2 separate regions of the Homo sapiens genome follow, and region 2 is linked to region 1. Evidence: chromatin contacts called from ENCODE Hi-C or POLR2A ChIA-PET data. All regions are on one chromosome and are shown on one strand. Each heading gives the region's core, a stretch centred on a gene start or an enhancer-like site at or near the end of the contact. The rest is flanking DNA. Distances are from core to core; before and after follow the strand shown. Region 1 holds the start of COMMD1 (copper metabolism domain containing 1). Region 2 has its middle 82 kb from the start of MIR5192.

The links. A loop is a pair of places that touch in the nucleus more often than their neighbours do. ChIA-PET counts read pairs that join two places held with the same protein, here RNA polymerase II (POLR2A). Pooled maps may share reads with other maps.
Region 2: a loop to region 1 is called in a pooled map, with 2.4 times the contacts of the local background. The contact joins the enhancer-like site here to the promoter of COMMD1 in region 1. A Hi-C loop is called at or near these places in 5 of 168 maps with a recorded cell type or tissue (HCT116, HepG2, K562 and 2 more) and 10 of 50 pooled maps. POLR2A ChIA-PET finds 5 or more read pairs at or near these places in 2 of 52 experiments (B cell and activated T-cell).

The regions. Positions count from the first base shown.
Region 1 is chr2:61,901,277-61,908,176 of GRCh38, reverse strand. It overlaps COMMD1 (copper metabolism domain containing 1), which reads right to left and starts at 2,503. Exons shown (of 3, transcript NM_152516.4): 1 at 2,319-2,503. The coding sequence starts at 2,498. RefSeq lists an enhancer at 2,252-2,441.
Region 2 is chr2:62,284,770-62,291,669 of GRCh38, reverse strand. No RefSeq gene overlaps it. Among named protein-coding and RNA genes, the nearest start is that of MIR5192, 82 kb to the right of the region's middle. RefSeq lists a silencer at 3,502-3,796. Within about 2 kb of position 3,594, at least 9 of the 41 ENCODE cell types and tissues checked have a DNase peak (open chromatin) inside an H3K27ac peak, as active enhancers do.

The DNA of each region.
Region 1 (6,900 bases), core at 1,254-3,753:
CCTATGTAAAACAATCAAAGGCATATCCCTTCGTTCCTCAGACTAATCAGTGTGCTGCCAGGCACCTGCAAATCTTCTGTTGCCTACTCCCAACACCAAGAGAGCCATGCCACTCCACAACACAGAGCCACTTGAAAACTTCAAGTATCCTGGATATTATTATTCAGCAATGTATTTAAAATAAAGTAAAGCCGGATGCAGTGGCTCACACCTGTAATCCCAGCACTTTGGGAGGCCAAGGTGGGCAGATCAGCTATCAGGAGTTCAAGACTAGCCTGGCCAACATGGTGAAACCCTGTCGCTACTAAAAATAAAAAAATTAGTCAGGCGTGGTGGTGGACACCTGTAATCTCAGCTACACAGGAGGCTGAGACAGGAGAATCACCTGAACCCGGGAGGCGGAGGTTGTAGAGAGCGGAGATCACACCATTGCACTCCAGCCTGGGCAACAAAAGCAAAATTCCATCTCAAAATAAAAATAAAATAAGAGAGTTTTCAGGCAAACTCTTCCCTGGGTATCCTGCTGTTTTATCTCCTAACAAAACAAATGAATCAAAATGTCGTCCACCTAGAGAGGAGAAGTAGCCCCCAATGTTTGGAGATTCTAAAGCATTACCTACACATGTGCTGTTGTCTCTTCTTAGCCTGCAGAAGAGATATAGGCCTCATCCCCATAGGAGACCAAACACCTCAAAAACCCAGATGTCAAATTTTCTAGGAAACTCTCTTGGACTGCTCAAAGAGTAAAATTTGATAGAAATAGGAAGCATTTGGCCGGGCCGGGTGGCTCACGCCTGTAATCCTGGCACTCCGGGAGGCCGAGGCAGGCGGATAACGAAGTCAGGAGATCAAAACCATCCTGGCCAACATAGTGAAACCCAGTCTCTACTAAAAATACAAAAATTAGCTGGGTGTGGTGGCGCATGCCTGTAACCCCAGCTACTCGGGAGGCTGAGGCAGGAGAATGGCTCGAACCCCAGGAGGTGGAGATTGCAGTGAGCCGAGATCGGGCCACTGCACTCCAGCCTGGCAACAAAGCAAAACTCGTCTCAAAAAAAGAAAAAACAAAAGAAATAGAAAGCATTCACTAGTGATTTATGACTGATATCAACTAAGATTACTTAGAATGTCTAGGATCACACCTGAGATATTACTCCTTACATTTCCATGAGACAATCCATTTACTGTGTGAAATATTTGTTTTCATTTGCTTTTTTTCTGGATTCAAATCCTGTAGGCAAAATCAGTTTAAAAAAATACAGAAGTGCCTTTTAAAGAATAAACAGCTTTGAAAAAATAGCAAATTCAAAAGGATAGTGGATTAAATTTCAACACTGACTTTAATCAAAATGAATTTTAGGCTGTTTAGATTCCCTGGACCTGTTTCTTAAATCTTTACCATGGGTGTCCACTATATAAGGTTTTTTTTTCAAGAAACAAATGAAACAACATGTAAAACATCTCAGTACGTTCCTAACACATAGGAGACCTATAAAAGTCAGTAATTTTTTTACAGTTTGTCTCTAGAGTACATTGACACTACATTCCTATAACTAGTTCTCGGTCTAAATAGAGTTGTCCAATATGATGGTTATTAGCCATATGTGACTACTGAGCACTTAAATTTGGCAAGTCCGAGATATGTGCTTTAAGTGTAAAATACTGGATTTCGAAGATTTAGTGAAAAAAGTAACAAAAAATCTTGTCAATATTCTGTATATTGATTACATGTGAAGTGATAATACTTTGGCTATTCTGGATTAAATAAGATATATTACTAAAATATTAATTTCACCTTTTTGGCTCACATATTTCTATTGGACGATCTAGTCTATACTTTGACTTCAAGCTGGTAATTATGCTCTTTTAACCACGCAGTGGACTGCTTGACAGATGTCACTCGGGCTAAGCCACCCCTTATCCAGCAGACACTGGCTCATTTTAACGCTCCCAACTTCCACAACCGGGGAAAGCTAGCGACCTAAAACTCTTAATTTTAAAAACACCAGATCCCACAGATCTGCTGAGGAAACGCGACTGTTACCAAGAGACAGAAATGTCTTGAAGGAAAAACCCCTGTGGGTGTCAGTCTACCGGGGGACTGGGAACTTCAGCAGAAAAAGTCCCCCTTAGGAAAGAGAGAAGGGGCGACAGAACGAGCAAATCTGAAGGAGCCCGATGTGGAGCCCACGGAGTGGAGGTCTGAGAGGGAAAAGCCTTTCGGCTTGTGAGGACAGGGGAAGGCAAGGGGGGGAGAGTCTGAAGCCAGCGGCCAAGGGGTTCTGCTCCAAGCCGGAGACTACAGAAAAGAGCAGTACCTTAAGAATCCCCCTCATCTTTGCCAGAAAGGGGCGGAACTCCTCGGGTGGCACCTCTGGATATAGCTGGCTCCGTAGCAGCTCCTCTGTGATGCCGGGGTACCCGTGGAAAGTGTCCTGGGCCAGCGCATTCAGCAGCCCGCTCAGGGGTTTGCCACCCTCAAGCTCGCCCGCCGCCATGCTCTGCGAAGGCCCCGCCCCGCAACAGCTGAGCCGTGCCCCGCCACGGCGGCCGAGATGTGCCTAAATAGCCTGTGCAAAACCACCACGGGGAACCTCGGGGAACCTGGAGGCAAGGCTTCCCCAGGGGTCAGAGTTGGCAGCTTACAGCTTTGCTCTGCAACACCCATCCCCTTAGGATACCTCCACGGAAATATCCGTTTGGTTCCAGTAGGGTCACTTTGCTTCCCCTGATCCCCTTCATCACTGCAGAGCCTACTGGAAAGAAAGATTGCTCGCAGAGATTACTGGAGATGGGGTAGCAGCCTATAAGTTTGGCAGTTTAATTTTTAGATGGCTGTATCTCATTCCAGGACTTGCCAACCCATTAACTGAATAGGATCGATCACTCAGATTTAATCTCTGCCTAATCCTTACCTGTCATCCTTTTTTTCAGGAAGTTTAACTATCTCCTGATTACATAATGTTTTTCTTTGGGTTGTTAATTGCCTTTTTATATACACTTGTCTTTCCAGCTAGATCAGTGGCTCTGATCCAATGTTCTTTTATATGACAAATATTTTAACACCTTATTTACTATCCTGAAATGAAATGCATAGCTAATATAACTTCCCACCCATATAATTTTTTAAAATCAATATATTATTCAGCCATAAAATGGAATAAAGTACTGATACATGCTACAACGTGAATGAGACTTAAAAACAGGATTAGTAAAAGAAGCCAGATATAAAAGGCCAAATATTGGACATCCATTTATATGAAATGTCCAGGATAGACAAATCCATGGAGACTGAAAGTAATGTAATAGTTGGCAGAATCTGGAGAAGGGGACGAATGGGTAGTGACTGTTTATAGGTACAGAGTTTCTTTGGGGCATGATGAAAACATTCCGGAAGTGGAAGCACAACCTTGTTAATATACTAAAACCCACTGAATTGTACACTTTAAAAGATTAGTTTCACAGTATGTGAATATCTCAATTGAAAAATCAATTTAATGACCTAATTGTAATTTATCATAAAATGAAAAGGAATTTATAATATAATATGTGTGTTTGGGTACACCTATACTAGTTGACTAAAAGACATACAAAGTAGCCAGATGTCTGCATCTTTACATCTTTATGTAGAACCACCTGTGACTTCTACAAATGCAAATTGATACAGGTGTGTGGTATTGGTGACTCCAGAGGGAGGGCAGTTGCTTCTGGTAACATGATGTTCTGAAATGTTAAGAACTGATGTTCTGAAATGTGAACAACAGTTGGTAAAGTTTACAACAAAAAACACTCTTTCCTCACTCTACAGTCATTGCAAAGCTGGAATATTCTGTATATATTAATGCTAAACTAAAAATACATTGTGTTGCCGGGCACGGTGGCTCACGCCTCTAATCCCAGCACTTTGGAAGGCCGAGGCAGACGGATCACGAGGTCAGGAGATCAAGACCATCCTGGCTAACACGGTGAAACCCCATCTCTACTAAAAATACAAAAAAATTAGCCGGGCCTAGTGGCGGGCGCCTGTAGTCCCAGCTACTCGGGAGGCTGGGGCAGGAGAATGGCATGAACCTGGGAGGTGGAGCTTGCAGTGAGCCGAGATCACGCCACTGCACTCTGTCGCCTGGGTGAAAGAGGGAGACTCCGTCTCAAAAAAATAAAATAATAATAATAATACATTGTGTTTCTATATAAAATAGAGTTTGACTTTAGGCTTAGATAATAACAAACAGGTTTTTCACCTTTATGAACGTACCCTGCATGGGAAGATGTCTTATATATCTGACCTCTCTCCCACCTATTCCATTCCTACCCTTCCTTCAAAGTGACAACTGAGGTCGGGCATGGTGGCTCACGCCTGTAACCCCAGCACTTTGGGAGGCTGAGGTGGGTGGATCACCTGAGGTCAGGAGATCGAGACCAGCCTGGCCAACATGGTGAAACTGAAAATACAAAAATTAGCCAGGCATGGTAGCACATGTCTGTAGTCCCAGCTACTCGGGAGGCTGAGGCAGGAGAATTGCTTGAACTCAGGAAGCAGAGGCTGCAGTGAGCAGAGATGGTGCCACTGCACTCTAGCCTTGGGGACAAGAGCAAAACTTCATCTCAAAAAAAAAAAAAAGTGACAACTGAAATGCCCCTTTCAAGGCAGTGCCACATTGTTGAGAATCTACTCATCTAGACTACTTTAATTAATGTTTATCCAGTAAAGAGGTATTCTTTTTTTTTTTTTTGAGACAAAGTTTTACTCTGTTGCCCAGGCTGGAGTGCAGTGGCACAATCTCGGTTCACTGCAACATCCACCTCCCAAGTTCAAGTGATTCTCCTGCCTCAGCCTCCCAAGTAGCTGGGATTATAGGCATGCGCCACCACGCCCAGCTAATTTTTGTATTTTTTGTAGAGAAGGGGTTTCACCATGTTGGCCAGGCTGGTCTCAAACTCCTGACCTCAGGTGATCCACCCACCTCAGCCTCCCAAAGTGCTGGGATTACAGGTGTGAGCCACTGTACCTGGCCAGAGGCATTTTTTACAATAGAAAAAATATATTTCTTTTCCTAAAATAATTTTATAAAAGGCAAATTCAGAGTTGCTTCCATGGCTCCAAGTAAACCAAACTTAGTGACAAACTATAGATTGTTTTACATGTACTTACAGAAGTTGCAGAGAATGGTTGGTGAAAAAGAAAAAGCATAAATCAAAAGGTGGCAAGCAGAAAAAGCACTATTAAACACGTAATTTACAAATTACCCACCAGAAAGGCTGCACCTATTTCTATGAAACCTTAGTAACACTGACTGATATTATTCTTTTAATTTCATTTAATTTAATTTTTGAGACAGAGTCTCACTCTGTTGCCCAGGCTGGAGTGCAGTGGCACGATGTTGGCTCACTGCAGTCTCGACCTCCCAGGCCCAAGTTATCCTCCGATCTCAGGCTAAGTAGCTGGGAATATGAGCACACACTACCGTACCCAGCTATATTATTCTTTATAACCTTTGCCATATGATACATGAAAAATATTATCTCACTGTTTTAATTCGCATTTCTTAAATTTTGAGAGTAAATTTTTTTTACTATATTTATTGGCTGCTTATATTTCTTCCTATTTCCTTGTCCATTTTCTATAGGGGTTTCTGTCACTTCAGTGATTTCTTTTCTTTTTTTTTAAGGTGGAGTTTCGCTCTTGTCGCCCAGGCTGGATGGAGTGCAATGGCATGATCTCGGCTCACCACAACCTCCGCCTCCCGGGTTCAAACGATTCTCCTGCCTCAGGCTCCCAAGTAGCTGGGACTACAGGCGTGCGCCACCACACCTGGCTAATTTTTGTATTTTTAGTAGAGACAAGGTTTCACCATCTTGGGCACGCTGGTCTCGAACTCCCGACCTCGTGATCCACCTGCCTCGGCCTCCCAAAGTGCTGGGATTACAGGCGTGAGCCACCGTGCCCGGACACTTCAGTGATTTCTAAGAGCTCTTTATGCATAGAAATATTAGTGCTTGTTACCTACATGCAAATATTTTCTCCATGTTTATATAGTCAAATCTAGGCCGGGTGCGGTGGCTCACGCCTGTAATCCCAGAACTTTGGGAGGCCAAGGTGGGTGGATCACGAGGTCAAGAGATCGAGACCATCCTGGCCAACATGGTGAAACTTCATCTCTACTAAAAATACAAAAATTAGCTGGGCGTGATGGCGCGTGCCTGTAGTCCAGCTACTTGGGAGGCTGAGGCAGGAGAATCGCTTGAACCCAGGAGGCAGAGGTTGCAGTGAGCCAAAATCATGCCACTGTACTCCAGCCTGGTGACAGAGCAAGATTCCGTCTCAATAAATAAAATAAAATAGAGTCAAATCTATCAACCTACGTAGAAAAAGTCTGGAAGTTTATTCACCAACATAGTTATAGTGTACATCTCTTAGTAACTGAGGATGGCTTTCTGCTTATCTGATTTTTCTAAATATCTACAGTGTACATGTAATACTGTTGTAATAAAAAGTTATTTAATGAAAAAATTAAATAAGTAGTAGGTCCTAAAATAAAATTATTTTTTGTGGGGGGACAGAGTGTCACTCTGTTGCCCAGGCTGGAGTACAATGGCAGGATCTCTACTCACTGCAACTTCCACCTCCTGGATTCAAGCAATTTTCATGTGTCAGCCTCCCTAGTAACTGGGATTACATATGCACACCACCACGCTGACCTAATTTTTGTATTTTTAGTGGAGATAAGGTTTCACCATCTTGGCCAGGCTGGTCTTGAACTCCTGGCCTCAGGTGATCCACCCACCTCGGCCTCCCAAAGTGCTGGGATTACAGGCATGAGCCACTGCCCCCAGCAATAAAAATCTTTCAATGAAAGCTTTAAAGGACATGTGTATTCTACATTGCAGAGAAAAGCCATG
Region 2 (6,900 bases), core at 2,345-4,844, 380 kb before region 1:
TCAGGGACCGCAGGACTAGTTAAGTCATGAGTTATAAGTCTCAGTGGGGTCAGTTGGTTTCCAGAATACAAAAGTCTGAAAAAGATCTCAAAAGACAAATCTTAGGTTCTACTATAGGAGCAACTGAGGAAGTTGCAAACCTTCTGACCTCTGGCCACATGACTCCTGAGCAGCAAAGAATTGTAGAAACTATGCCTATATTTTAGCAGAATTCAGTCCTTTCCCACAATCCTAATTAGTCTTGCAAAGGCAGTTTTAGTCCCCAAACAGGGAGGGGATATGTTTTAGGAAGGGACTGTTATCATCTTTGCTTCCAAATTCAACTATAAACTAACTTCCTCCCATGGTTAGCTCAGCCTGTGCCCAGGAATGAGTGAAGACAGCCAGCCTGTGAGGCCAGAAGCAAGATGGAGTCAGCCATGTTAGATTTCTCTCATTATCACCATCTTTGCAAAGGTGGTTTCATTATTTTGTCTGTGCTTCTTGCCAACTGGCTATTGATCCAGGTTCCCATGCCCCCCTCCTTGGGTTCAATTAATTTGCTAGAGTGGCTCACAGAACTCAAGGAAACACATTTACCGTTTTTTTTTTTATAAAGCTTATTACAAAGGAAATGAAGAGATACATAAGTTGAGGTATGGAGTCTGGAGCTTCCGTGCCCTCTCAGTATTTGCCACCCTCCCAGAACCTCCTCATGCTCAGCTGTCCAGAAGCTCTCTGAACCAGAACTTTTCGGGTTATTATGGAGGCAGGCATGATTAAGCCATTGGCCTTTGGTGCTTAACCCAAACTTTAGCCCCCTCTCCTCCAAATGAAGAGATGCATAAGATAAGGAATTGCAGGGAGAGCTGAAAGTTCCATCCCTCTAATCCTGCCTTGGTCTTTTTGGTGACCAGCTCACATCCTGAAGTTAGGTAGGGGCTGCCAGCCATGGATCAACTCATTAGCAAACAAAAAGACTTTGGAGTTCCCAAGGATTTTAGGAGTATGCTAGGAGACCGGAATAAGACTCTCTCTCTCTCTCTCTCTCTCTCTCTATATATATATATATATATATATATGTGTGTGTGTGTGTGTGTGTGTGTGTGTGTGTGTGTGTGTATATATATATAATTTTTTTTAGATGGAGTCTTGCTCTGTCACCCAGGCTGGAGTGCAGTGGCACAATCTCAGCTCACTGCAACCTCCGCCTCCCGGGTTCAAGCGATTCTCCTGCCTCAGCCTCCCAAGTAGCTGGGACTACAGGCACCCACCACCATGCCTGGCTAATTTTTGTATTTTTAGTAGAGATGGGGGGGTTCACCATGTTGGCCAGGCTGGTCTCAAACTCCTGGCCTCAAGTGATCCACCTGCCTCAGCCTCCCAAAGTCCTGGGATTACAGGCATGAGCCACCACGCCCGGCCCAAATATATATTTTACAATATTATACTAGGCCTCTTCTCTTCACTAGCAAGTCTCCTCCACCCTGAGCATCTGGGAACCAGGTCTGCGCTGGTCCTTCATACTCCCCACCACAGCCTCCTGAGGTGGGAATTAGCACCCTGGGACAACTGGAACTCCAAGATTAAGTAAACCTAAACCATTTGTCTCCACCTTGTCTTTCTGCCAATGATCTTTTGGACTCACATGTAGGTCATCCCATGTCCCTGTTAAAAGTAATTTTGAAGCCAATCACAAAAGGCCACATATAGCATGATTCCATGTGTATGAAATGTCCAAAATAGGCAAATCGATAGAGACAAAAAGTAGGTGAGTTGTTGCCTATAGCTGGGGGGTGGTTGAGGGATGGGTGACTAAAGGGTACAGGGTTTCTTTTTGAAGTGATGAAAATGTTCTAAAATTGATTATGAAGATGAACAGGCAACCTTTGTGACTGTACTAAAAAACACTGAATTGTGTACTTTAGATGGGTGAATTGTAAATTATATGTCAATAAAGCTGTTAGAAGAAAAACCAATGATTTTTGCAGATTTTGACCCACAAGATGATCTGCCATTTGCTATATTACATGTGGATATATATGATGTCTCTGTGTCCACTCAGTTGGAAAAGGCCTCCGAGGCCCATTTGGGATCTCACCTGCCTACTCCAGCTGTGAGCATGGAAGGGAAATGAGCTATTTGGGTTGTCAAGAATGTGACAGGAAGGGATCAGCAGAGGCTCTAGGTGGAGGCAGGATGAAAACGTGGAAGCCTTGCACCACACGTTGCACCACAGCCCAGACTCAGGCTCCCAGAGCTCTAGGCTCTCACTGGGCTGGTGGTGAAATGGTGGTGCTGTGAGGTCTCCATTTCCATTGAGAAGTCAATAGAAGATCTCTCAAAGCTGTACCTCCTCCTCTCTCGGGAGGGTTCCAGGGCCCCTGGACAGTCTCCCTAGACATAAGTGTGCCTTAAGATATTTGTGCCCTTTGCTATGTGGGCCTGGGATGGCCACAGCTCTTGGGCTGGTAAGCTCAGGCCTCTAGCAACCTATCCAGGGCTTCGAATTTCCTACAGTGAGCCATGTAATGCTGAGAGGTGAAAATGGTTGGCTGACATGGTTGCTTTGCCCAGTGGTTTTCAAAGGGTGGTCCCAGGACCAGCAATATCAGCATCACTTGGGAACTCTTCAGGAATACAAATGCTCAGGCCATCCCAGACCTATTGAATTGGAAACTCCACAGGTAGGACCCAGGAATCTGTGTTTTAACAAGCCATCCAGGGGAGTCTGATGGACATGAAAGTTTGAGAATCATGATATAGATCCTGAGGTCCCTGAAGCAGAGGGACACATGCTGGTTCTGGATTGCATCCCCAGCACTAGCGACGTCTGCTATAAGAGGCGGTCATGAAGATTTTGTTGAATAAGTGAATGAACGCATGGTTTAGCTTATTTGTGATGGACTGCTTCTCTCTAACCAGCTGCCAACGAGAATATTTGCAAGCTGATAAAAAGAGAAGGGTGTGAGTATATCTGATCGTTCACTCCAGCTTCTTGTTGGCTCTGTTTGATCTCTGAATTATTAAGCAGGACTCATGGCCCATTTCACGTTTTCTTTTTAGAGATGAGGCCCTGGCTCTTTGACAATTTTTTTTTTCTAACCTCCAGAAACAAAAGCACTTTCCATTTGATTTCAGAATCAAGTTCTCCCACTACATCATTCTGGCCCTGGAAGGAAAAGGAGGATGCAGCTAGAAGGATGTTTTTGCATTTTCAAGTTCAAATGTACTCAAATTATTAAACATCTGGCTCTCAGGAGAACCAAGAAACACAGGCCAAGCACTTCTTAGAAATCCTGGGGGATGGGCAGGTTATGCACAGCAAATAGTAGGCCCATTTCCCATTCAGAGTTAGCCAGTGGCCAGAGGCTGGGTGGAGCTTGGTGCCTTCTCTCCTTGGTTTTGGATTATGGGCTGACTTTCAGATTCTCTGAAACTGCCACCTCCCTCAAATTCCCCAAAGCCAGGATTTCTTTGGGCTCACACCTCCTGAAACTAGCTGCTCTGTCACCCAGTGTGGTGCCCTTTCTCCTGTAACCACATACATTTCAGCTGGTGAGAGACTGGCCCCAGACAGACTGGGCACAGTGCCAGGACACTGAGGCATCCTCTGTTTCAGGAGCTCCTGGCTCCCTGCCACCAGCCCCACCCCTCACGAGGTCACCACACTCAACTGACAGGCACTAATCACCCTCTGAGCCATCTCACCCACAATGGACATCCAACACCCTCTATCTTTTTAGAACCAGACCCCTGCAGCAGTCTAATAGAACAACCAGGCTAAGAAACTAATTGCCCCAGGCTGGGTACGGTCGCTCACACCTGTAATCCCAGCACTTTTGGGAGGCTGAGGTGGGCAGATTGCTTGAGCTCAGGAGTTCAAGACCAGCCTGGTCAACATGGCAAAGCTGGGCATGGTAGTATGTCCTGTAGTCCCAGCTACTTGGGGGACTGAGGTAGGAGGACCGCTTGAGCCCCAGAAGTTGAGGGTGCAGTGAGCTGAGATTGCACCACTGCCTGGGGGATAAAGTGAGGCCCAACAAAAAAAAGAAAAAGTAACTGCCCCTTGTTTTCTGGGCTGTAGGCGCATAATGAAAAAAATGAACTATACCTCTCCTCCTATTGGATAGCCAGGCCTCAAGTCCTGGGGCATGGGTTTCCCCTACCCAGAGAGGTGAAGGCTTTATTTTTAGGAAGTGAGTAAAGAGCTGGTGGGATGGCTTGGAAGGAGGCTAGAGAAGGAAGCAGCCAAAGTGGAGGGAAGGATGAGGTGCGTGAGCCATCGGCCTTCTGCAGGCCTCATGACTGGGGGATCTGCACCCTGGGAATGACACGTCCTGAAGGTCAGCGACTGTGGCACCAGAGGCAGAGGCCTGAGAACCTCTGCAAAGAAGTGTCCTAGCTTGGTTTGAAGGAGGAGGAGTCAGCCGGGCGCGGTGGCTCACGCCTGTAATCCCAGCACTTTGGGAGGCCAAGGTGGGCGGATCACGAGGTCAGGAGATCGAGACCATCCTGGCTAACACGGTGAAACCCCGTCTCTACTAAAAATACAAAAAAATTAGCTGGGCATGATGGCGGGCGCCTGTAGTCCCAGCTACTCGGGAGGCTGAGGCGGGAGAATGGCGTGAACCCGGAGGCGGAGCTTGCAGTGAGCTGAGATCGCGCCCCTGACCTCCAGCCTGGGCGACAGAGCGAGACTCCATCTCAAAAAAAATAAAAAATAAAAAGAAAGAGGAGGAGTCATGAGCATGGATGAGATCAGAAGGGCTGTGGACAAATTGCACGAGGAGAAGCAGCCAATGCTGGACCGAAGACGGGGCCTCTTCCCTCTTCCCTAAGACAGTGTAAGCCTGGGCGTCACATGCACACCTTGGGCTGGGTGGATGAAGTGGGGGAGGAGGGAGGAAATCCTAAACAATGACAGAGACTGATTTCCCACTAACCCTAGTGGGGGGAGCATATGAATTTGATTTGTCATTTCTCACACTTTGGGATTCTGAAGAATATTTCACCTCTCCAATAGACTGTAAACTCCTAGTGACAGGGGACAGGTCTTTCACTTTTTACAGAATACCCCTCCCTGGCACTTAACAGTGACAGGCACATCGTGGGCGATGGATTGACTGGGAGCGTATTATCATTTCTACATGGTAATTTTCTTCTCCTGATTCTCCTCCTCCTCTTCTACCGTTCATCTTCTTGCTATTTCTATCCCTACTCCTCTTCCTCCTCTACTTCTACTGCTTTTTAAATTAACTTTCTCAGGTATAATTTGCATACAATTGAATGTACCTTTTTACTGTGCAGTTCTATTAGTTTTTAGATGCTCACTCCATCACAGTCAAGTTGGAGAACATTTCCATCACCCCCTGATTTCCCTTGACTGCCTCCTCGCAGTTAATTCCTTCTCCCACCCCCAGCCTCTGGCAATTTCATGTCAATAGACTCACACAGCATATACTCTTCTGTGTATGGCTTTCTTTGCTTAGCATGATGTTTTTGAGAAGTATCTATGTTCTTGCATGCATCAGCGGTTTGTTCATTTTATTATTGAGTAGTAGCCCTTGTGTTGAAACTGCCTTTGCAAAGACTATGATAGTGAGAGAAATATAACACAGCTGACTCCATCTTGCTTTTAGCCTCGCAGGCTGGCATCTTTGCTCATTCCTATGCACAGGCCAAGCTAACCATGGGAGGAATTTAGCTTACAGTTTAACTTGGAAACAAAGACGATAATAGTCCCTCCCTAAAACTAACCTCTGCCCCCTTGCTCAGGGACCAAAACTAATGAAAGGCCATAAGATTAGGATTATGAGAGGAGACATGAACTCTGCTAAAATATAGGTGTAATCCCTTCCCTCCCCTTCCCCTTCCTCTTCCCCGCCTCCACCTCTCCCTTCCACTCCCCTTTCCTTCCTTTCTTTTCCTTTCTTTTTTGAAACCAGGTGTCACTCTGTCCCCCAGGCTGCAGTGCAGTGGTGCCATCACAACTCACTGCAGCCTCAACCTCCCAGACTCAAGTGATCCCCCTACCTCAGCCTCCTGAGTAGCTGGGACTACAGGTGTGCACTACCACACCCAGCTAATTTTTGTATTTTTTGTAGAGATGGCATCCCATCATGTTGCCGAGGTTGGTCTTAAACTCCTGTGCTCAAGCAATCCTCCCACCTCAGCCTCCCAGAGTGCTGGGACTACAGGCATGAGCTATTATGCCCAGCTGTAGGTATAGTCTCTATAACTCCTTACTGCTCAGGAGTCACATGGCCAGAAGTCACAAGATTTGTGATTTCTCCAATTGCTCCAACAGATAACATCACTATTGTAGAACCTAAGATTGGTCTTTTGAGATGTTTTTCAGACTTTTCCATTCTGGAACCCAACTGACCCCACCTGGACTTGTGACTCATGACTCAACTGGTCCGTGGCCCCCGACCCAGAGGCAGACTCTGTGCACAAGGACTGTTTTCCATACTCCTATGATTGCATCCTCAACCCAATCAGCAGCACTCGTTCCCTAGTCCCTCACCCACCAAACTATTCTTTAAAAACCCTAACTTCCAAGCCCTTGGGGAGACTGATTTGAGAGATAACACCAGTCCTTCCACTAGGTGGCCTTGTATTAATTAAATCCTTTCTCCACTACAATACAACGGTCTCAGTGATTTGGTTTTGTCTGTGCAGTGGGCAGGAAGAACCTGTCAGGCAATTACAGTATGACTATACCATAGTTTGTTTATTCATTCCTCTGTTGATAGACATTTGGGTCATTTTCAGATTGGGGCCACTATAAATAATGCCATGAACATTCATGCGTAAGTCTTTTCATGGGCGTATGTTTCATTTCTCTTGGATAAATACCTAGAAGTGCTAGGTTCCATTGTAAGTATATATTTAACTTAACTTTCTGAGAAACTGCCA